Linked DNA regions of Homo sapiens: all the other regions are linked to region 3. A link is a loop called in an ENCODE intact Hi-C map of the cell type or tissue named here. Cell type or tissue: heart right ventricle. All regions are shown on one strand.

Evidence for each region. A loop is a pair of places that touch in the nucleus more often than their neighbours do. Peaks named below come from ENCODE experiments on the same cell type or tissue, not always from the same donor. Only the 100,000 strongest peaks of a DNase experiment are listed, where the experiment ranks them.
Region 1: a loop joins it to region 3, with 6 times the contacts of the local background. A loop is called at or near these places in 41 of 110 quality-filtered maps.
Region 2: it touches region 3 in a loop (6-fold over the local background); 51 of 110 quality-filtered maps call a loop at or near these places.

What each region holds. Positions count from the first base shown.
Region 1 is chr1:25,692,225-25,700,224 of GRCh38, reverse strand. The region is part of intron 2 of MAN1C1 (mannosidase alpha class 1C member 1); the gene reads right to left. Among named protein-coding and RNA genes, the nearest start is that of MAN1C1, 79 kb to the right of the region's middle. RefSeq lists silencers at 3,993-4,287, 7,460-7,708 and an enhancer at 4,016-4,515. In heart right ventricle, CTCF peaks have their summits at 4,894 (motif pointing right) and 7,435; DNase peaks (open chromatin) are centred at 527 and 4,894; H3K27ac peaks cover 6,443 bases.
Region 2 is chr1:25,605,111-25,613,110 of GRCh38, reverse strand. No RefSeq gene overlaps it. Among named protein-coding and RNA genes, the nearest start is that of MAN1C1, 7.7 kb to the left of the region's middle. In heart right ventricle, a CTCF peak has its summit at 4,326 (motif pointing left); a DNase peak (open chromatin) is centred at 4,330; H3K4me3 peaks cover 637 bases.
Region 3 is chr1:25,739,645-25,747,644 of GRCh38, reverse strand. MAN1C1 (mannosidase alpha class 1C member 1) reads right to left here. Exons shown (of 12, transcript NM_020379.4): 3 at 862-977. Among named protein-coding and RNA genes, the nearest start is that of SELENON, 57 kb to the left of the region's middle. In heart right ventricle, a CTCF peak has its summit at 3,348 (motif pointing right); DNase peaks (open chromatin) are centred at 3,354, 3,934 and 4,321; H3K4me3 peaks cover 526 bases; H3K27ac peaks cover 3,951 bases.

The DNA.
Region 1 (8,000 bases), 47 kb after region 3:
TTATCCCTACATGGTCTATTCCCAGAATTCAAAGTTATTGGGGGAGAAAATGCAATTGTGCTTTATCCAGTCATTAAAAACAAAAACAACAACAAAAAAACAAGGGCAGTGGATTTCCAACTGCCTTTCAGACTTTGATGAAAAGAAAAACAAACTTGAGTATTAGCACCAAATTGTGCTGACAACATACTTCCGGGGCTCTTTGTCTTCCTCCGGGCTCTCTTTTCAGAATTTTTCAACAATTCCTATTGATCCCTGCATAGTTCTCATGCTGACCGTTTATGCTTGGGAGAACAGCTGTCTGTGGAGCTTGGAAACAGATCTGCCTGCCTCAGAGGCCCCGAGTGGCAGCGGGAAGTGAAGCCCTGGCTCCCACCTTCCAGAGAGGTGGCCATGGCTCAGTCTCCACTGGCTGTGGGGCCGGCATGGGGCCACTGTGACCCATGAAGCACCTCTGTCTCCAGGGCTGACCCTGCTGTCTGCCTGGCTGCACCAGGCTGTCATCAGCCAGGATGAAACACACCCAGTAGTGGCCCAATCACCTGCTATTTTAGGACCTAGAAGTAACTCAAGAGACCATATGCCAGACGCCCACGCTCTGTGATGGGGATCAGGCCTCATCTGGGTGGCAGAGTCGACTGACGGCTGAAAAGCAATTAGAAGGCAGGTATCCTGGCTCTTGGGACCTAGAGTGGGGAGGAAATACCAGGAGCTGCATTTATGACCCCATTTATATGCCAGCACCACTCACAGATGGTCTCTTACCATGGCCCCCACCCAGTACAGCCACACTGAACATCTTTTAGACCCCAAGGGGCCGAGGTCTTGCCACATCTCCCATCTAGGACTTTGCCCATGTGTTTCTGTGCCATAATCCCTCTCTCATGCTTCTTCTTCTTCTTCTTTTTTTTTTTTTTTTAATTTAAGATGGAGTTTCGCTCTTGTTGCCCAGGCTGGAGTGCAATGGCGCAATCTCAGCTCACCGCAATCTCGACCTCTCCGGTTCAAGCGATTCTCCTGCCTCAGCCTCCTGAGTAGCTGAGATTACAGGCATGTACCACCAAGCTCAACTAACTTTGTATTAGAGATGGGGTTTCTCCATGTTGGTCAGGCTGGTCTCGAACTCCTAACCTCAGGTGATCTGCCTGCCTTGGCCTCCCAAAGTGCTGGGATTATAGGCGTGAGGCACTGCGCCCAGCCTTTCATGCTTCTTCATTCATGCTTCCAGTCTCAGTATGGAGGTCAGCCTTCCCAAGAAGCTTTTTTTTTTTTTTTCCAAGACAGAGTCTTGCTCTGTCTCCCAGGCTGGAGTGCAGTGGCGCGATCTCCACTCACTGCAACTTCCGCCTCCAGGGTTCAAGCAATTCTCCTGCCTAGCCTCCCAAGTAGCTGGGGTTACAGATGCATGCCACCATGCCCAGCTAATTTTGTATTTTTAGTAGAGACGGGGTTTTACCATGCTGGCCAGGCTGGTCTCAAACTCCTGACCTTGTGATCTGCCTGTCTCCACCTCCCAAAGTGCTGGGATTACAGGCATGAACCACTGCACCCGGCCCCAGTAAGCTTTTTTGAAGCTCACCCCTCCAAGAATGAGTTGAGGAGCCCTTGGTGTAAGCCTGTACCTCACAGCACTCGCACGGACGGTCTTCACTGGAAGTATGATTCATGCGTCTGTCTCCTCACTGGCCGGGGAGGGTCACAGAGCGTCTGTCTTGCTCCCTGCTACTTGTCTTATGCCTAAACAGTCTGTAGCGCATGGCAGGCACTGAACAACCACCCGCATGAAGGAACGGTCTCATGAGATCCCAACACCAATCCTGTAAGAGGGCATTATCATCCCCATTCTACAGGACAGAAAACTGAGGCTAAGAAAGGAAACGTGATCCCTGCCCAGTGAGTTAGTGGTGGGGCCAGGGTTTGAAGAACCCAAGCCTCCTGACTCCTAGGTCAACACTTTCTCCATTAATACCCCTATCCTGGTACCAAACTGGAGAAGCTCTACTTCAATAGAACCTTAAGCCTGTCACACCAGAGCTGCAGTGGAATGGGAAACAGAGGCCACCCCATGGCACCAGGGAGTGTGAAGAGAAGAGGATGAAGGAAGACTTCACTGATTGCTCCTGCTGCTGCAAGAAGCACTTGAGGCAGCTGGTGTGGGAGCCCCAAATCACCCGTAAGTGAAGGCAGGAAGAGCAGGGACCATCTCTAGACCAGCGCTTAGCAGGCAGTGCAGGGGAGCTCTGGGCCAGGAAGCTGGGGCTTTGAACATTGTGGGGTTTGATGATGAGAGAGGCAGCATTCAGCAGGAGGCGAAAGTTAAACATACTGACAATAGCAAGCACTGGCAAGGATAATGGGGCAACTAGAATTCTCACACACAGCTGGCAGAACTACGAATTGGTTAACTACTTTGGAAATCTGGCAGCCTCCAACTAAAACTTAACATACCAATACAGTATGACCCAGCAATTCAAATCCTAGGTGTATTCCAACATAAACGACTCCTCATTTCCACCAAAAAACATGCACTGAAGTGTTCGTAACTCTTAAACACCCCTGGTGGGAATTTAAAATGGTGCAGCCGCTATAGAACAGTCTGGCAGTTCCTCAAAAAGTTACATGTAGAGCTACCAAAAGAGCCAGCAATTCCATGCCTAGGCATGTACCCAAGAGAAATGGAAACCTATGTCTACACAAAAGCTTATACATGAATGTTCGTATCAGCATTATTCATAACAGCAAACAAACGTAGAAACAATCCAAACGTCTATCAGCTGCTGAATGGACAAATAAAATGTGGGATATCCATACAAAGGAATATTCCTAGGCAATTCCAAATAACACTAGGAATGAAGTACTGATAATACATGCTACAATGTGGATGAACCTTGAAACCTTATGCTTAGTGAAAGAAGTCAGTAACAAAAGACCAGATACAGTATGATAGCATTTATATGAAGTGTTCAGAACAGGCAAATCTATACAGAGACAGAAAGTAGATTAGTGGTTGCCTAGGGCTGGGGAAGGGGGGAAAGAGGATGAGAAATGAGGAGTAACTGCCATTGAGTACAGGTTTCTTTCTGATATGATACAACCAAATCCTGAAAATAAAAATGTCCAGGAACAGAACGGAAAGAAAAACAGGAAAAACAAACTAGTGTTCATGATACAATAACAAGGAAAAAAGCACGCCATAAAAGAGTACATGCAGTATAATACAGAATTTTAAAGCAGACAAAACTAATCTATGGTGATAGAAGTCAGAATAGTGGCCACTCAGTCAGGCATGGTGGCTCACGCCTGTAATCCCAACACTGTGGGAGGCTGAGGCAGGAGGACCCCTTGAGGCCAGGAGTTTGAGACCAGCCTGGGTAACATAGCAAGACCTCATCTCTACAAAAAATTTAAAAAATTAGCCAGGCGTGGTGTCCCGTGCTTGTAGTCCTAGCTACCCAGAGGCTGAGGTGGGAGGATTGTTTGAGCCCAGGAGTTAGAGGCTGCAGTGAGCTATGGTCACACCACTGCACTCCAGTCTGGACAACAGAGCTAGACCCTGTCTATATTTAAAAAAAGAAGGAAAAGAAAAGTAAAAAAAGAACAGCAGCTACCCTTGGGGAGCTACAGACTAGGAGGGACCTGAGAGAACCTTTTAGGGTGATGGAAATGCTTTTAATCTTGACCTGCATGGCAGTTACACAGAGGTAACTATATGTAAAATCCATTAGACTGTGCACTTAAGATTTGTGCAATTTAATGTAGACATGTTATAAGTTATACCCCAATTTTTAAAAAGTAATTTTAAAACAAAAAAAAAATAGAGGCTCAAGTTAGAAGACCAGGGTTCGATCCTGGCTGTCTGACCTCAGGTAGTCCCGGCCCTCTCAGGACCTGCCTCCCGGTCCTCAGACACTGGACCACAGGCTACAAAGGATCCAAGTGGCCTGGTAGTCTGAGATTCTGGGAATGCACATACCTATTTGTCACAGGGTTTGCTGGGAAACTTGGCAAGTGCTGCCATCAATGCGGTGAGAAGAAAAGGAGGCTCTTGCTGTAGGCTCAGCCTTGTTTCTAAGGAAGGAAAGGTCTTCGCAAAGTGGGCGGAACACGCTGCCACCAGGAGAGAATGTCAATTTCAATATGAATCATCTCCTACATCCCCAGCAACTTGCTCTGGGAATAGACACCCTGACTCACTCCTCTCCTGACAGGAACAAGACTTGTTGCTGAAATCTCAGATTCCAAGAAGACCAGCCCAATACCCCCTTCGAAATGAAAAAGAAAGAAAGACAGAAAGAAATCAACCTAGTAACCAACCAGCAGTCACAGAACCCTGGGCAGAGACAAAGCAAACCCCTTTGTACTGATGAAGAGACGAGGCCCAGAGGAGGCCGGCTCACTCGGCTGCTGGCGCCAGAGCGGGGACACGAACCCAAGGCTCCTAACCTCCAATTTTCTTTTGACAACAACTTGCTACTATATTTTCTAGAGAAATAAATTATGCTCTGTGCTAGTGGAAAGCCTTTTAAAGAACAAGAAAATGGCCAAGATGCATCTTAATTAGAAACTGCTTGGCAAAAACTCTTTGAAGAAGGAAAGCGCAGAGTGTGGAGCGGTGAGTGGTCGGTCGGCGGTGTGAGTGCACGACACTGCAGCAAGCTAATTTCGAGGCGTGCTTTGCTCTGATGATCACCCCTTGGGCCCCAGGAATGTTCTGATCATCAGAAGGTGGCCGAGGAATTGTGCACATGTCACTCAAGGCCACAAGGAGACCACCATGGGGCCGTAGCATCTGTCTAACAGCAGGTTCTCTTATCTTCCTTGGGCTAAGGGCCTGGCTATCAGTGACCAGTGCTCCTAAGCCATTTCCTCCGACTTTTATATCCTCTGGCCTCCGGATGGCGCTTTCAGGGCTCTCAAAGCATGTGACTACCAGGAAGGTTTGCTTGCTGCCCTTAAGCCTGACCCATTCTATCCAAGGAATTGCAACATCACCACTTACAAAGCTGATGACAGCTTTTTCTCAAAACAAACTCAAAGCCTGGGTCAGGAATGTGCACCGCGGCCTGCCAGAATCAGTGAGCAACATAGCCCAACACTGAGTTTCCAGGAGCTATGGATTTTTTTTCTCCAGAAAAAAACCTCCAAAAACCAAAACTCATCAAGTAGTTATGGTATTTTCAGCCAGATAAGTCAAATGTATACACCGGGAAGGGTGTGTATACCTGCAGGGAAGAAAAAAAATGTAATGTTTGGTGAAGGCTTACTATGTGCTAACCCCCCATTTCACAGGTGAGTAGACTGAGGTTCAGAGAAGTTTGTGACTTGCCCAATTTCACTCAGCTGGTAAGTGCTAGGGATGGGATTTAAACCCAGGCATATCTCTGAAGTCAAAGCTGCTACCTCCCAGAAACATACGTGGAGATCCACGTACTAGGGAAGCAGCTGGTTTTCACAAACTATCTATCTGGCAACATCTGCAGTTCCCAAGGCAGCCACACTGGTGGAGTAACTCTCACCCCGACAAAAAGACCCACCAAGGCTGGTGTGTGTGTGTGGAGGGGGAGAGTATGAACAGTTTGCAGAAGGCACTACTAAGTCACACGCCAAAAAGCAATTGTAAAAATGACATCTTGGGGCCTGGATTTATTCCCTCTTCAACATCATATTTGCTCCGTTTACAAGGCAAAGATGATTTTTCTCTCTGCCAAGGCTGAACATTCCCAGCCTGTGATCTGAAAATCATGCTGTGTTCATTTTGCCTCTTAACTCACCCAAGGCCATAAATCATCCCTCAAAATGGGGATTTGGCTGGCAGTTCTATTGGGGATTTGCGAGGCAGAGGCGGAATCCAATTTGGGGCTCCTCATGGTCATCCTGGGGCTGGCTCAGAGCAGGGAGATGTTACTTTTGGCCACACAAGCACAGAGAAGAGGCCTGAACATCAGATCTGCTGACTAAGCAGAACTGCTACTTTTTACAGGGTCTGTCTGCTGATTCGGAGTGTACTCTGTGACGAGAGGTCAAGGCAGCTGCAGGGGATGAGAGGAATAGAGAACACAGCAAGACCCAGCCCTTACCCAGCCAAACCCAGGCCGAAGGACATGAGGGAAAATAGGGCACTCAGAGACTGCACTAGGCAATTTATTTATTCTACAAAATGTACTGAAAGCCTACTCTGCACCAGGCACTGTTTCTTTCCTTGGACTATACTTATTCTCATTATTACTTTTTACAAACATAATAATCACAGCAGCCTACATTTTATGAATGTATATGGGCAGGTACTATACACCAGGTGTTTTACACCCATCAACTTTCTTTAATCCTTACAGCTGTTGAGTGAAGTAGTTGTTATCCCCATTGTACAGATGGGGAAATTAGGTGCAGAGAAGTTAAGAAACTCGCCCAAAGTGACAAGACTACAAAGTGGCAGAGACAGGATTCAAACTTAGGCTGGTCTAGTTCTCAAATCCATTCTCCTCTCTGTCCATCACACTGACAGCCAATGGTATGTTTTGCAAGTACATTTGGCCTTGATCAACATGAACTTGTAATGCGTGGGTCCACCTAATCGCAAATTTTCTCTTTTTTTCCGAGATGGAGTCTCATTCTGTCGCCCAAGCTGGAGTGCAGTGGGGCAATCTCGGCTTACTGTAATCTCCACCTCCCAGGTTCAAGCAATTCTCCTGCCTCAGCCTCCCAAGTAGCTGGGTCTACAGGTGGGCGGCACCACGTCTAGCTAATTATTTTGTATTTTTAGTAGAGACGGGTTTCACCATGTTGGCCAGGCTGGTTTCGAACTCCTGACCTCAGGGGCTCTGCCCACCTTGGCCTCCTAAAGTGCTGGGATTACAGACATGGACCACTGGACCCAGCCAACGCAGATTTTCTTCTGCCTCTGCCATTCCTGAGACAGAAGACCAACCCCCACTTCCTCCTCCTCAGCCTGCTCAGCAGGAAAATGATGAGGATGAAGACCTTTATAATGATCCACTTTCACTTAATGGACAGTGAATATATTTTCTCTTCCTTTATTTTCTTAATAAGATTTAATTTTCTCTAGCTTATGTTATTATAATACAGTATATAATACACAGAACATACAAAATATGTATTAACTTTTTATTATTGGTAAAGCTTCCAGTCAACAGTAGGCTAATAAGCAGTTAAGTTTCTGGGAAGTCAAAAGTTATACTCAGATTTTCAACTGTGCAGGGGGTTGGTGCCTCTTACCCCTGTGTTGTTCAAGGGTGAACTGTAGATGTTTTTAGGTTATTAGGCACGCATAAAAGATGTTCCTATGGTGGAAGAAAAGAGGGAAATCTGAGTCTTCTGTTCGACCCCTGAGTACTCAGCTGATGTCTAATAAATGATGATGCCTAGAGATGGGAGGCTGCAGACCCTGACCACGAATCACATGCCTTCCCTGGCCTTCCACTGGGGGCAGTGGTGTACAGGACGTGGCACACACCAACCCAGAGACCATTCCCCTACCCCACTGTGTTCTTGGCGGCCACTGTATGTGGTCACTGGGAGACATGGCAGCATGGTAGTTTATGGCTTGGGTTTTGAAGTCCAGCGGAACTGGGATTAAGACTTTGCAAGTCCTCAAACTTGCCAAATCCCAATCTCCTCATCTGTGCAATGGGGATAAGATGGGTAATTTAGATTTTATAAGGGCTGTGAGGCAGACAAAGGGAATACAGCTATGGGCTGGACGCAGTGGCTCCCGCCTGTAATCCTAGCACTTTGAGAGGATCACTTGAGCATGGGAGTTCAAGATCAGCCCAGGCAACACAGCAAGACCCCGTCTGAATTAATTAAGAAATATATATATTTTAGAAAGAGAGTGAATACAGCTATGGTGCCTGGCATAATGTATGTGCAAGGAATGGGTTCTTGGGCCCGAAATCATACACCTCCTAAGAGACAGTTTCCCCCTGCTAATGCTCTGAGGATTTCTAGTTGCTAGTGGTGACTTGGCCATGATGGGCAGAGCT
Region 2 (8,000 bases), 130 kb after region 3:
CAACTACTAAGATGGATGGAGAACTTATTATGCGATTGAGCCCTTTTAAAAACAAGTTAAAGACTAAACTGGCCAGGCACAGTGGCTCATGCCTGTAATCTCAGCACTTTGGGAGGCCAAGGTGGACGGATCACCTGAGGTCAGAAGTTCGAGACCAGCCTGGCCCACATGGTGAAACCCTGTCTCTACTAAAAATACAGAAATTAGCTCGGCGTGGTGGCATGTGCCTGTAATCCCAGCTACTCAGGAGGCTAAGGCACGAGAATCACTTGAACCTGGGAGGTAGAGGCTACAGGGAGCCAAGATCACGCCACTGCTCTCTAGCCTTGGTGATACAGTGAGGCTGTGTCTAAAAAAAAAAAAAAAAAAAAAAGACTAACTTATTTGATCCTTACAACACCCCATGTGAGGGGTACCATTAAGCACAGAGATGTTAAGGAACTTACCCAAAGTCACACAGCTAGGAAGTGGCAGAAGAGAGATTTGAGCCCAGACAATCAGGATCCAGAGCCCTCTATGCCTGTCAGAGTCTACTGTCTCCGTCTTGTAATGCTGTGAGAGCAGGTTCTATACGTAGTGAGAGCAAGGAAAGAGCACTGGCCTCAGGCAAGATCATCACAGGCTCATTGGGAGGATTATATAAGTTCATTCAGTCATTCAACAAGCAGGTACAAGGTGCCTGATGTATATACCCAACCCAAGGCAATACACTAAGCTTTAGGGATACAGTGGTGAGGAAAAACAGACACATTTCTCCTATCATGAAGCCTACAGTCTCATGGGGAAGATGAGTTTAAACAAATAACTTCCAAAGGAGTATGAGCTAAGATCAGAGAGAGGAAGGAGAGTGAAACATTGCCCTAAGAGCAGGCAACAGTGGACCTGGACCCAGGCTTCACTGGGTGGGCCAGGGGAGGCTCCCCCTGAGGATGAGTGCAGTTACCTAGCAGAAGGAGAGTGAGAATGCCCAGGCTGAGGGGGCAGCACAGGCAAAGTGCCTGGGTTGGAGGGAACATGGTGCTTTTGAGAATAGAAATCAGTAGGTCTGGAGTAGAGAAAGTGATGGAGAAAGACAAGAAGTGACACCGGATGAATTAGGGTAGGAGTGGGAAAGTGTAGGGGGAGGTGGGTGGGTAGGTTCAGATGAACACTTTTAAAGGTTACTCTAGCTACAGTGTGGAAGACAAAATGGAAGACAGGGGTGAATGAAGGGGGTACCTTTCAGAGGATATTGCAATAGTCTGTGCTAGACTATTTGGGGAGTGGGAGATGGATAGCACCACAGGATTCAAACCATATTTAGAAGCCAAAATTGACAGGATCAGGTGATGGCTTGAACTTGGGCAGTGATGGAGAGGGAGGTATCTCCAGGGTCTCTTATTGCCTGGTGGGGGTATTTGCTGAGATGGGAGCAGTGAACCAGGCTGTAAGGGATTCCCCTTCAGCTCCTTCACTGAGGAGGCAGCTGGGCAGTTGGTGCAGAATCTGAATCTCAAATGGTCATTAGTCTCATTTAGAATCGAAGACTAGAGATAAAGCCAAGCTTGAGCCAACGGATAATCATCAGGCAGCTTCCTTAATAGCCACCAGACAAATTTGGCACTGGGCAGAAGAGACACTGATGACTGTGGGAGGGGCTCCACCCCCGAGAGCACACCAAGTTAGTCTTGAGAGACAAAAGGCCCTCCAGCCATCCTGGGCTCACCCCAGCAGGCTGTGGGACCCAGTCAATACCTCACTGTGCAGTGGTGGTCAATTTCAGGGTCATAGAGCCAGGAACACCTGGCATGAGGCTTTTAAAATGACAGCGTAAAGGTTTTATTTTAACTCTTCTTACCCGAGACCCCGGTCCTGCAGCAGAAGCAGCAGTCAGCTGGGGCTTTGCCATGGGTCCTAGCACTGGGTGCTTAGTGGTTAGAGCAGGGGAGCAGGGGTTGTCCACTGGGGGCAGTTTTGCCCTTAGGGAATATTTGGTGATTTCTGGAGATAATTTAGATTGTTGTAACTGGGGGCAGAGTGCTACTGGCATCTAGTGGGTGGAGGTCAGAGATGCTACTGCACATACTGCAATGCACAGCACAGTCCCCTACAACAAAGAATTATCGGGCCCCAAATATCAATGGTGCAAAGGGTAAGAAACCCTGGCTCAGAGCCAAGGCTGAGGTCAGACAGGTTCGGGTCTGAAATCCTGGTTTTACCACACATTTGGCTGGTTGATCTTGGGCAACTTGTCTGACCTCTCTGAGCCTCAATTTCTCCATCTGTCAAAAGGGATTAATAGTGATACTCACCTCAGAAAGATGATGTGAGGATTAGATAAGATCACTGACTGTAAAGAGCTTGAGGCAAATGTTTACTCTTCCTTCGAGTGAGCAGATCTACTCCCAAAGCCAAGTCCTTAGTATGCTGGAGAAGGGAACACAGAGTGGTAAGAATGAGGACCCTGTAGCCACAGTGCCAGATCTAAGCCTGGACTCAGTCACCTACTAGCAGTGACACCTTGGGAAATTGCCCACTTTTTGAAGCCTGAGTTTCCTCATCTGTGAAATGAAGATGATCATAGTACCCACGAAGTAGGGTGGATATGAGGACTTAGGAGCTAATTTTTGTAAATAGCATAGTGTCTGGCACACAGCAGCACTCAATAAATATGAACTAATGTTACAAAAGACAAAAAGAATCAGCACTGCCTCATTTCCTAGTGGCAGGCAAGATAGCAACCCAAACTGCTATATTGTAACTCAACGCTTCCAGAGATGCTAGAATCTCAAATACTCTGTCCATGGCCCTATGAGAACTTTCACTTGTCAGACTGTACACACCGCTTTTCATTTCAGAAGACATGTTCCCTGTTTGGATGATAATAGTGGCTGTTTAGGAAGCCCTGTTGTGCTGAGCACTGCTCAGAGAAGCCCCTCCTCTCCGGGAGTTTCGAGATCATTCAGCCCAATGGTGGAATGTTGCAATTTAAGGATCAGAGCCTGTAAGTAACTTGCAGCTGGAGGCAGAGCAGACGCTGGCTAGCAGTACTTGAGAATCCCAGCTGATGCCGCTTCCACAAGCACAGGAAGGCATCAAGGTTCTTCTTGTTTCCATGGTCCCGGGTTATGTTTACCTCACTGACATTGTGAGGCTAAAATGAAATAATCCATTTTAATGTTTAAGCAGTGTGCCTGGCATATAGTAGGAACTAAATGTTAGCTATTATTATTTACAGTCCTGGCACTTTTTAAAGGGCATGTAAAATAAATATCTTTGATTATCATAAAAATACATTTCTAAAAGCTTACATCAAGCACCATAAAGCCAGAAATAAAACAGTCTCTTTAAAATGCAACCCTGACATAATTTCGTCACCTGGTTACCTTTGCTAATATCAAGGAGTTTTTGTTTGTGTGTGTCTGTTTTTTAAATGTCCATGAGTTGAGGCTCCAGGTTCTATGCAGGGTGTCAAAATATCTGCCCTTCTAGGGTTAGGATGGTAAGAAGGGCTGAAGGCATCAGGCAGGTGTTGCTGGGTGAACACCACCTGGACCATACAATCATGGGAAGTCCCCTTAAAACTTATCCCCTATGCCATTCAAGTTTTTTTCTAGAAGCAGGTCAATAAGCCAGAGTGGCAGAAGGGCATTGTGGTTGTAGCTTTGATTCTCATAAATCCACATTCGAATCCAAGTCTTGCCTCTTCAGGGACACGTAACCTTGGGCAAGTCTCCTCCTCTGAGCATTAGTTTCCTTAGCAGTGATGATAGTACTCAGTATGTTAAATGTTAGTGTTATTAAACGAAGTAAAGAATAGCAAGCTTAAGATTTGAGGTTGATATAGGAAAGAGAAGAAATATTGGGGTTTGAAGAAGAAGTCTCATGGGTTATCTTACTTGTTCCCAAGTCCCACTTCTGCCACTTGATTGGGTGACCTGGGGAGGTCACTCATCTGTCTTAGATCAGTTTCTTCATCTGCAAAGAGGCCCATAATACCTTAAATGAGATGACCCCCGGGCAAGCACTTTGTTAGTAATAAAGCCAAAAAGTCATATTCATTATAGCTGTGATCCCTTTTCAGAAAGAACTGTCAACATTCCACAAATATTTATTGTACCTCACACATGATATAAAAAAAAATTAAACATAACCTAATATTTAAAGTTTTAAATTAAAAATTCTAAACATACTATATTTCTTATTTTATTCCGTTCTACGTTTTAAAAATTATTCTATTCTATGTATTTTAAAGAAATAAAAAAGCTGCACGGAGCTAGTCATTTTGCCCTGTTCGCCAAATAGTTCCAGATCGCTGCCTTTGGGGCACTTGGTGAGATTGCCCCGCCCCCTTGTGGTTGAGTGGAGCCGTGTGACTAGCTGTGGCCAATAAGCTGTGAGCAGAAATGACAACTGTCACTTCGAGTCCCAAGCATTTAATTGAGGGTGCCATATCCTCTAGAGCTGCGACTGTCCCACTAGCAGGGCGACTGACAGTGATGAGATGGCAGCTGCACCCTCCGCCAGGGCCCCGGTGACCAGCAGAGCCTTCTGAGGATCCGCACTGGCTGCACCGGCATGGGGCTTAAATGAGAGATTAATGTGTGTGGTGTAGACTTCTGAGTTTTGGAGCCACTGAATTTTTAACTTTTCAAAAGTTTTTTTTTAAGGTAAAACTAATTTTAATAATATATTTTATTTAATCCCATACATCCAAAAGATTATCATTTCCATTTTTTTTTTTTTTTTTTTTTTTTTTTTTTTGGAGTCAGAGTCTCACTCTCACCCAGGCTGGAGTGCAGTGGTGCGATCTTGGCTCACTGCAGCCTCCGCCTCCCGGGTTCAAGCGATTCTCCTGCCTCAGCCTCCTGAGTAGCTGGGACTACAGGTGCACGCTGCCACGCCCGGCTAATTTTTTGTATTTTAGTAGAGATGGGGTTTCACCATATTGCCCAAGCTGGTCTCAAACTCCTGAGCTCAGACAATCCACCCGCCTCGGCCTCCCAAAGTGCTGGGATTACAGGCGTGTGCCACTGTGTCCAGCCAAATCTTTTTTTTTTTTTTTTTTTGGTAAATCCTTCGTGAGGCCAGGCGCAGTGGCTTATGCCTGTAATCCCAGCACTTTGGGAGGCCCAGGCAGGTAGATCACTTGAGGTCAGGAGCTCGAGACCAGCCTGGCCAACATGGAGAAACCCCATCTCTACTAAAAATACAAAAATTAGCCAGGCCTGGTAGCACAAACCTGTAGTCCCAGCTATGCGGGTGGCTGAGGCAGGAGAATCTCTTGAACCCAGGAGGCGGAAGTTGCAGTGAGCTGAGATCATGCCACTGCACTCCAGCCTGGGCAACAGAGCGAGACTCCATCTCAAAAAAAAAAAAATCCTTCATGAGAAAAGTTATATTCTTTTTTACATACCAAGTCTTACAATCTACAGTGGGTTTTACATTTATAGCCCATCGCAATTCAGGCGAGCCACATTTCCAGTGCACTGCAAGCCCCAGTGGCTTATGGCTGGTTCCTATGGACAGCTGTGCTGTCCAGCAACTTATCATCCCCTAAAACTGAAACTCTGTACTCATTAAACACTAACTCCGCATTCTTCCCATCGCCCAGCCCCTGGTAACCACTATTCTACTTTCTGTTTCTATGAATTTGACTACTTTAAGCACCTCATATAAGTGGAATCATACAGTATTTGTCTTTTTGTGACTGTCTCACTTCACTTAGCGCAGTGTCCTCACAGTTCATCCATTTGGTAGCATGTGACAGAACTTTCTTCCCATTTAAGGCTGAATAATATTCCATCGTGTGTATCTGCCACATTTTCCCTGTCCATTCATCCATCGATGCACACTTGGTTTGCTTCTATGTTTTCGTTATTGTGAATATGCTGCTATGAATATGAGTATGGGTATATAAATGTTGACTCGTTATGATATGTGTGTTGTTGTTGTTAAAATGGAATTGTACCATGCTCACTGCTTAGGCAGTCTGCTTTTTCTAATGTACCAATATGTCAGGAGCATTTCCATGAAATTAAATACTCTTCTACTTAATTGTTCTGAACAGCCAAATAGTACTTCTTATGTGGCTCTATGATTATTTATTTACCCAATCTGCTACCGTTAGACATTTAGGTCATTTCTAATTGTTAATTACATTTGACAAATAGTTTCTCCTTCTCATAATGCCTCATCTCTAACACAGCAGACAGTAGGAGGATACATTCAGATGGAAGACGGCGTGGTCACCCCAGGGCATCCACTGTCACCAGGGTTTTGCCACAGAAGACCCAATATCTTTGTAGCTGTGGAGGGCATAACCTTCTCTGGGCATTGCAAGGAGAGCTGTGCACAGCTGTGCAAAGAGTGTTGGAGTCACGGGGCCGTGAGCAGTTCTGGGTCCTGCCACATTCAAGCCCTCAGACATCCACTCTGAGCCTGTTTTCTTATTTGGAAAATGAGGATAATGATACTGGCCCCTTGGCATTTTTTTATTTTTTAAATTGACAAATACAACTTGTATACATTTATGGTGTACAGCACGATGTTTTGACATCTATGCACATTGTGGAATGGCTAAATCAAGCTAATTTATATATGCATTATCTCACCTATTTATGGAGAGAACACTTAAAGTCTCCTCTCAGCAGTTTTCAAGTATATAATACATAGCTATTAACTATAGACACCAGGTTGTACAATCGATCCTTGAACTTATTTTTCCTGTCTAAGTGAAATTTTGTATTCTTTGACCAACATCTTCCAATCCTCTCCCCTCCTCGCCCCTGATAACCACCATGCTGCTTTCTGCTTCTATGAGTTTGACTTTTTTAGATTTCAGTTTTCAGTGAAATCACACAGTATTTGTCTTTCTGTGTCTGGCTTATTTCACTTAACAATGTCCTCCAGGCTCATTTTCTTTATCCGTTCATTTGTTGATGGACACTTAGGTTGATTCTGCATCCTTGGCTATTTGAATAATACTGCAACAAAATGGGAGTACAGATATCTCTTGGACTGACTTGATTTCATTTCCTTTGGATACATACCTAGTAGTGAGATTGTGGGATCATATAGTAGTTCTATTTTTAGTTTTTTGAGGAACTTCCATACTGTTTTCCCTAATGGCTATTTTTTTTTAAGTCAGAGTCTCACTCTTGCCCAGGCTGGAGTGCAGAGGTGCAATCTCAGCTCACTACAACCTTTGCCTCCCAGGTTCAAGCGATTCCCCTGCCTCAGCCTCCTGAGTAGCTGGGACTACAGGCATGCACTACCATGCCTGCCTAATTTGTGTATTTTTAGTAGAGACGGGGGTTTCACCATATTGGCCAGGCTGGTCTCAAACTCCTGACCAGCCCATAATGGCTATTCTAATTTACACTCCCACCAACAGTGTATAGGTTTCCTTTTTTCCACATCCTTGCCAACACTTGGTATCTTCTGTCTTTTTTATAACAGCCATTCTAACAGGTATTAGGTGATATCTTGTGGTTTTAATTTGCATTTCTCTGATGATCAGTGATGCATTTTTTCATATACCTGTTGTCCATTCATATGTCTTTTTTTGAGAAATGTCTATTCAAGTCCTTTGCCCATTTTTTAATTGAGTCATTTGTTTCCTTGCTATTAAGTTGAGTCACTTATATATTTTGGATGTTAACCCCTTATCAGATGCATAGTTTGCGAATAATTTCTCCAATTCCATTGGTTCTGTCTTTACTGTGTTGATTGTTTCTTTTACTGTGCAAAAGCTATCTAGTTTGATGTAGTCCCATTTGTCTATTTTTGCTTTTGTTGCCTATGCTTTTGGGATCATATCCAAAAAACCATCACCCAGACTGTCACGGAGCTTTCCCCCTATGTTTTCTTCTAGTAGTTTTCTTCTAGTGTTGAAGTCTTTCATCAATTTTGAGTTGATTTTGATGTAAGAGAAGGGTCCAATTTCATTCTTCCACATGTGGATATCCAGTTTCCCCAACACCATTTCTTGGAGAGGCTATCTTTTCCCCATTGTGCAT
Region 3 (8,000 bases):
TGCTGGCAAGCTGTCTCTCAAGGAGGCAGGGTCCTCGCTGCTGCCAGGAGCTGCAGGAACCAGCCCCAGACCTGTCTGCAGCAGGACCTGGCACTCCCGGAGCCCACATGGAGCCTGGTGTGTGCTTGGATGCGGCCCCTCCCGGTCTCCACTGCTTACTCCCCAAGTCTATGTAAATAGCCTCTCTCCGTGGGGAGCTCCCCTCTGGGATGCATGCCTTGCTTTAGTCTGGGCTGAGAGATCAACATGGTGGGCTGTGGTGTTCAAGGCTGTTGTGCCATCCAGACACACGACCATTCCCTCTGAAAGGCTCTGGTCCCTGACCAAGTGTGCCTGCAAGGCTGGAGACCAAGAGGTCCCAGGCCTGGCCATGGGTCTGCAAAGGGATATGCACCACCCACTCCACGCCCACCCCACCCGGCCATCTCAACAGGCCAGTGCAGGGCGGGCTCAAGGCTGGAGCAGCTCTCAGCAGATGAGCCACGTCCCCCCTCCACAAAGCCATTCCCCACTTGCTGCAGCTGCTGTGTGTGATAGATCCAGCCCCAGGGGCCGTCCAGGGTGGAAGCAATGTGCCCCAGATGAGCAATGACTGACCTTGCAGGGAGGGGATGGATGGTCGTGGCTGTGTCCCCTCCCCAGGGAAGATGCTAGACTGGGGAGGATGTCCCCACCTCAAGGCTGTCTTAAGGAAGGGACTCAGCACAGACTGCACGGCAGCTCCGGTTCCGAGACTGCTGGGCTGTGCAGCCGTGGGAGAGACCCTCAACATCTCTGGGTCTCAGAGATGACAGGGTGAAGCTGGCTGTTGGGCCTCTTCTGGCCCCCGCCCCCCTCCCCCGCCGAGGGCCTCTGACTCACCACGTTCAGGTGGAAGCTCTCTCCCACCCAGGCCTTGGCCTCCTGGAACTCCTCCTTCAGCTCCATGAGGTAGAGGGTATCGAGGGAGTCAATGACTGTTGCCCCGCTGAGGCCTCCTGCAGGCACAGAGCATTGAGGGTGTGACCCAGGGCCATCTTTCTCTTTTCCCCAACTGGACAAGCCACCGTTCTCAGGGCCCCTCCAATGCCAGCGCAGGCTTGGTGGCAAAGGCTGGCCTCAGGCACCATCCGGGGGACTCCAGTGCCACCATCGAAGGTGACGCCGAGACCCAGAGTCCCCGCCATGGGCTGCTTCCTCCTCAAGGCAGCAAACAGCGGCCAGAGAGACCGAGGGCCCAGGCTGAGCCACTTCCCAGACTCGGTCCACTCTTCTGTTGGTCAGCGGGTCAACTATCAGTGCCAATCAGCCACCCACTTTTCTCTGCTTTGGCATATAAAAATCTTTGTTTGTTTGTTTTTGAGACAGGGTCTTACTCTGTCACCCAGTCTGGAGTGCAATGGTGCGATCTCGGCTCACTCCAACCTCTGCCTCCCAGGTTCAAGCGATTCTCCCACCTCAGCCTCCCAAGTAGCTGGGACCACAGGTGTCCACCACCACGCCCAGATAATTTTTGTATTTTTAGTAGAGATGGGGTTTCACCATGTTGGCCAGGCTGGTCTTGAACTCCTGGCCTCAAGTGATCCACCCACTTCGGCCTCCCAAAGTGCTGGATTACAGGCGTGAGCCGTGAGCCACCTCATCCAGCCTGGCATACAAAAATCTTTTTTTTTTGGAGACAGAATCTTGTTCTGTCGCTCAGACTGGAGTATAATGGTGCTATCTCAGCTCACTGAGACCTTCATCTCCTGGGTTCAAGCGATTCTCGTGCCTCAGCCTCCCAAGTAGCTGGGATTACAGATGCATGCTACCACACTCAGCTAATTTTTGTATTTTTAGTAGAGAGTGGGTTTCACCATGTTGGCCAAGGCTGGTCTCGAATGCCTGGCCTCAAGTGATCTGCCTGCTTTGGTCTCCCAAAGTGCTGGAATTACAGGCGTGAGCCACTGCACCTGGCCCAAAAATCAACCGTGCCAATCCTCTGTCTCTTCAAGATTAGTTGTAGCTAATAGAGGGTGAACTATGGCTCAAATATAAAATAGGATACCATGCAGTCATCCACGCAGGTGAGGTCGACCTGTGCCTATTTACCTGGGGAGACATCCACGGGATCTTTTTCTTTCTTTCTTTCTTTCTTTTTAAGTAAATTGCAAATAAGAAAAAAACACAGTATAATTCTTATTGTACATCAAAGTGTAAGTGTACAGAACTAAGTCTGGTATGACCCACTGACTACCTCTGAGTGCCGGGATTACAGGTGCCTTTTGATTTCTTCAGCTCATGGGTTACTTTCTTATAACCAGAAACTTATTTCCATTAAAAAAAAAAAAGGAAAGAAAATTTGGGCAAAGAAACCAAACAAATACACAAAGTAAAAATTTGCGGCCATTCTCATTCTAGTGCACGAACCAGCTACGAGGCCTGGCCCCTACCACTGGGCATCAGGCACCTGTCCTGGGAGTAAAGGCTGAGATAAGTGCAAAATGATAGTTTTCCATCCCATGAACCAGACAGAAGAGTAATGAGGAAGACACCCTCTGGCACAACCAGAGCCTTTTGCACTCAGTGCAGAAAACTGTGAAGGTGGAGGGGAGGGAGAAAGGGACATGCCTGCTACTATCTGAAAGGCTTCCTGAAAGAGGTGGCGCCTCCCATCAACTCCTTACAACTATGGAGTCATTGCAGGCAGCAGTAGTTTCCTTTAGGGACCAGAGTGTAACCCTAAGAGGAGTAATTGTTCCTTCAGTGTCCTCCCTGCAGAGGCTGAAAACATTGAGAGTCACAGGCTCCACCTTCCGCAGTGGAAACTCTGGAGCCTGTTGAGCCCACTTGAGTCTGCAGCGTGGGCTTTGCGGCACCTCCTGAATTCAGAGTTAGCCTCTAATCTCCTTAATGAGTGCTTCCTAACTGCTCACTTGTGTTGACTGAAGGCAGAGAATCCTTCTGAAATTCACACACTTAACCACCTCTCTAGGCTGGGCAAGGTCTGAAAAAGGATACAGCCTGGAAAAAGAATGGAAGTGAGGGTGAGAGGGAGGGAGAAGTTAGGAGGAAGATGAGGCTGGAGGTCAAAGAATCTATTACCAGAAGGGAGGGCCCGCCAAGGAGGGAGCAGAGGGCTGGAGGCACCCAGCCCTGTGTCCTGGGATGGGCTGGAGGTCGGAGAATCTATTACCAGAAGGGAGTTCGCCAAGGAGGGAGGAGAAGGCTGGAAGGACCCAGCACTGCGTCCTGGGATGGCTTCCCTGTTTGGGCTGAAGTGAATTTCCAGAATGTCAGCCCCTCCCATGCTTAAGAAGTGGTAGGAAAACACATCCCAAAGCCAAACAGACTTGATCCTTTGCCGGTTCATCCCAGCTGCTTCCCCTGTAGGTGGCAGGGCTGAACAGAGTTCCTGGCCCGTATTCACCCTCTCGAGGTGCTCAAGCAGGGAGGCACTGAGGAGCCCAGGCAGACTGAGCAAAGCAGATCGTGCCCAGCACACAGGGTACAGGCCTGGTGTCCATGCTCCTGGCTGTAGCTCAGGCCCCTTCCTGTTCTATCACAGGACCTCAAACCAGACGTTTGAAGGGCCTGGAAGAATCTGGGGGATCCTGCTGCCCCTACCCCTTCATTGTCATAGATGAAGACCTCAGAGAGGGGATGGGACACACTCAAGATTAGACCAAGGGGGGACTGGCCCAGCCCCAGGCCAAGTGGAATGTGTTTTCCACGCATCAGGCATTGCAGGGCCGCTCAATTCTCTGTGAAAACAGTTGCAGATCTGATTGCTCACCCCACCCCACCCACTCTGATCAGTTACGGATCAAGAGAGGCCCAGGCCGTATGTCCTTCAAGGCCAGGGGAGAGGCAGCCGCAGTGTCTGATTTCTGAATCCTGCCTTGAGCTCCCTGGTGTTTTCACCCCATGCGCCCTTCTTCCTCTAGATCAGGCTGGGAGGGCAGCCAGGACTCCTCGTGACCAGCTCTGCCCCGTGACGTCCCTGGGGACGCTCTATGAGGCCAGCTGAGAAAGCAGCTTGCTAAGAGATTTGTTGGCAAGTTCCTGCCCCTGCTCTCAGGCTCCTGAATCCTTCTCTTGGTTGGTCTCCCACCCCCATTCCCACCTGGCACATGGCTGAGCTGCAGTCCAGCAAGGCACTTACTGGAAAGCCTTTCATTCCAGTCCAGAGGCTACTCAGCGGTCAGGCTGGGCAGGAGAGAAGGCCCTATCCTGAATTCAACCCTATTTGCACCTGCAGCCACCCTGGGGCAGCTCCCCAGGAGGAAAGACACACTCCCTGTTCAGTAAACAGACCATGATTTATACACAAAGAGCCAGCTTGGACGCTTCCCTAGGGCTGTGGCTGGGGCGGGCTCCATGTTGGTCCACTTTCCTGTTCCAGTTCTGAAGCCATGGGGTTCACCCCTTCCTGCTAGTGCAGAAGGCAGTGAGGTGTCTTAGAAATAATACAGGCCCAGAAATCAGCAGCCCCGCGTTCAAATGCCGCTATGAGCCAGCAACACATCTGCTCTAAGCATCAAAGTTCTCATCTATAAAATGAGGTTAAGACCACTGGACCAGGGCACTGGGGAGCCACTGCAGGTTCCTGAGCCAGGATAAATACATCACATACACACCTGGCCTAGATACATCTGATAAATACAACCTATATGCTTGGCACAGACTAAGTGCTTGATAAATCAGTTCATTGAACCGATTGTTCATCAGTTCTGGGGTCCCTTAGTTCACCTTGAAATAGCAGCCTGGCCAGGGAGTGAGGAAGGGCAACGAGGTCAGGGAGACCCTCTTGATCCTTTCCTTTGGGAGGGTTCGGACCTTTGGCTACTGAATAAAGCCTTTGCAAGGCAACCTCACACATAGCTAAGAGGCTGGCTTTGGTGTCAGGGAGATGTTCAAATCCTGGCCTCTTATACCCTAGCTGTGCAATAGGGCAAGCCATTCTACCTCTTTGTGCCTCGTTTCCCTCATCTGCAAAATGGCGGTGACACTAGGACCTGCCTCATAAGGCTCCTGGGAGGGTTAAATGGGGTAGGTTGATGGACAAGGGCTGGCATGATAGTGAGTACATGTGGCCCTCCTTGCCCCTACTGGCACTGGGCAGCCCCTCCACAAAAATCTTCTTGGGTCAGTGAGGCCTTGGGGTGCAACTACATTCCCGGCCCTCTCTCTCACCCTGCAGGGCAACGTGAGCGTGAGATTGCAGCTTGCAAAAACCCTTGGCCCAACTTAAAGGAAAACCGCCCCACAGGTCCCATCTGTATCTGCTGCCGAGGCCATCACTACCTGATCTGGTTGTGTAGTTGCCTCCAAAAGGGTCCTCCTATCTCCAAGACCCCTTCCCTTTACCTCTTATTCACTCTAAAGCCAGATCCAACTTGGGTCTCTCCCCAAGCTCAGGAACTGCCAATGGTTCCTCAGTACCCATGTAGGAAGGGGTGCAAGCTCCTGCTTCCATACCTTGGCAAGTGTGGTCTTCTCTGCCAAGAAATCTTCTCTGTGCATCTTGGCATGTTCAACACTAACATGTTCTTCAAGGTCTACCTCCCAGGGGCAGCCTGAACTGGTTCCACTAGCTAACCTCTTCTTGCCCTGAGAGTGCCCACAGCACTTTCTTGGGCACCCACCACTACCTCCCTGCACTGTGGGGCTTTGCCTCCCTAACTAGACTGTGAGCCCCTTGAGGTCAAGGGTCCCCACTGCCTCTCTCATACCCCTCCCCACCAACCTTCCAGCCTTGTCTCCAAGCATCCCAAAGGTCAGAACCCCCCAACCCAAATGGGCCACTTGCCATTCCCTCCTTACATACCGATACTTTTATGACTCTTCTACAGACTCTGCCAGAACTGCCTTTTCCCATCCCACCTTCTCCTGTGGAAATCTAGGGCCCACCTCTAATGGCTCATTGCCCACAAAGCCATGCATGCAATCTCACCCTCTGATGTCCGGCTTAGAGCCCTTCTTCTGTGAGAGGGTCTTCCCCAGCCCCAATGTCCACATTCTAGGCCCCTACACTGTGCACCTCCACCTCCCCCCATTCTCATCTCATGCTAATGGACTCATGCGTTTCCCTGTCCCTGTCACTTTATAATAGTGGGGACTGTAGTCTGCATCTGTGTCCTCCCCACAGTGGGACGGCAGGAGGGCAGGAGCCAGGCTGGTCTCCGGGTGTCACGGATCCTGGCTCCTTACTGGATCTTGGCCTTCAGGCTGCCATTCTTCCTCTTGCTTCTCCTTCTACCCTGGGATGGCTTCTTCCCAGTCTCCTGTGCTGGTTCCTCCCCATCTCCAGACCTCTAAAGACTGGGGTGCCCTGGGGCTCTGCCTTTGGGCTTCCTTTCTGTCCTCCCTCATTCTCTTAGTGATTTCAAATCTTAAAATCCATCGGCCAGGCACAGTGGCTCACGCCTGTAATCCCAGCACTCTGGGAGGCTGAGGCAGGCGGATCATGAGGTCAGGAGTTTGAGACCAGCCTGGCCAACATAGTGAAACCCTGTCTCTACTAAAAGTCACATATCCAACTCTGCATGCATGTCTCCACTTGAAGGTCTTTGGGCATCGCATGTTTCACTGTCTGAAAGCCAATCCCATGCCTTCCTCCAGACCTGTTCCTTCCAGTCTTCCCCATCTTGATTAACACCAATGTCCTCCTCCCAAGAGCTGTGGCCCCCAACCCTTGACCCTGTCTCACACCCCCTCATCCAGTCCTGCAGCAAATCCTGCTGGCCGTCTCTGCGAGATTTCCAGACACTGCCCACATCTCACCTTCTCCGTGCTACTGCCCTGACCCAGCTACCTCCTCTCTCTTGCATTTATTCCACTGGCTTCCTCCCCGCCCCCTTGGCATCTACCCTTGCCCTTCCCTCTTCCCCGATCCACCCATCTGTCCTCAGCGTTGCAGCCAGAGAGATTTTTTAAAAAATTCAAGTCAGCCGGGCGCGGTGGCTCACGCCTGTAATCCCAGCACTTTGGGAGGCCAAGGCGGGTGGATCACGAGGTCAGGAGATCGAGACCATCCTGGCTAACACAGTGAAACCCCGTCTCTACTAAAAATACAAAAAATTAGCCGGGCATGGTGGCGGGCGCCTATAGTCCCAGCTGCTTGGGAGGCTGAGACAGGAGAATGGCATGAACTCGGGAGGCGGAGCTTGCAGTGAGCCGAGATAGCGCCACTGCACTTCAACCTGGGTGACAGAGCGAGACTCCGTCACAACAACAACGACAACAACAACAACAACAACAACAAAAATTCAAGTCATATCATGCCACTCCTCTGCTCGAAACCCCCCATGGCTCCCATCTGACTGAGAGTTGAAAGCCTTAGTCCTTCCCGTCCCTGGGGCCCTGTGATCTGTCCTGGTTCCCTCACTGCCTCTCCTCCTCCACTTTGGCTGCACGCTGTCCCTTCAGCCTCCACTTCGGCCTCCAAACCTGCTCCTTGCCTAGGCCCTGGTAGCTGCGGGCTACTCTGCTGAAACTGTTCATGCCACTCACTGTCTCCTTGTCTTCTCTGGTTTTCCCCAGCCTTCATCACCAGGGGCATCACGCACGGATCTGCTTTCCCAGCCACTCTGTCTTCTCCTGAGGGGTTGGCTCCTAGGGAGAGAACTCGGTTCACCGCCACCTTCCACTGCCCAGAACACTTTCCAGCCCCCACGGGGGCCCGTAAGTATTTAGGAATGAAAGAAAGGCCCCCTCCAACTGGATGGGGAGGGCTTCAAGGGGGGCTGTGGCGCATTCACAACTCCCAGTGCCTGGCTACAGTCTGACCCTAGGAGGCATTAAAGGTAAGGGGTTCGGCTGAACAAAACGAGCCCACAGCATGGGCGTCTGTGGTGACTACGTCCAGAGCAGGGTTAAGTGTCTACTCCAGGGGCTGCCACCACTAGACAAAGACCCTCCCACCAGGCTGCCCAGAGTGACAACATGTGCCCAAAGCCTCGCCCTGCACAAAGCTTTCTGTGAAGAGCGTGTCAATCTCTACAAGGAAATGAACCTCCAGCTCCCAGAACCTCCTCCCC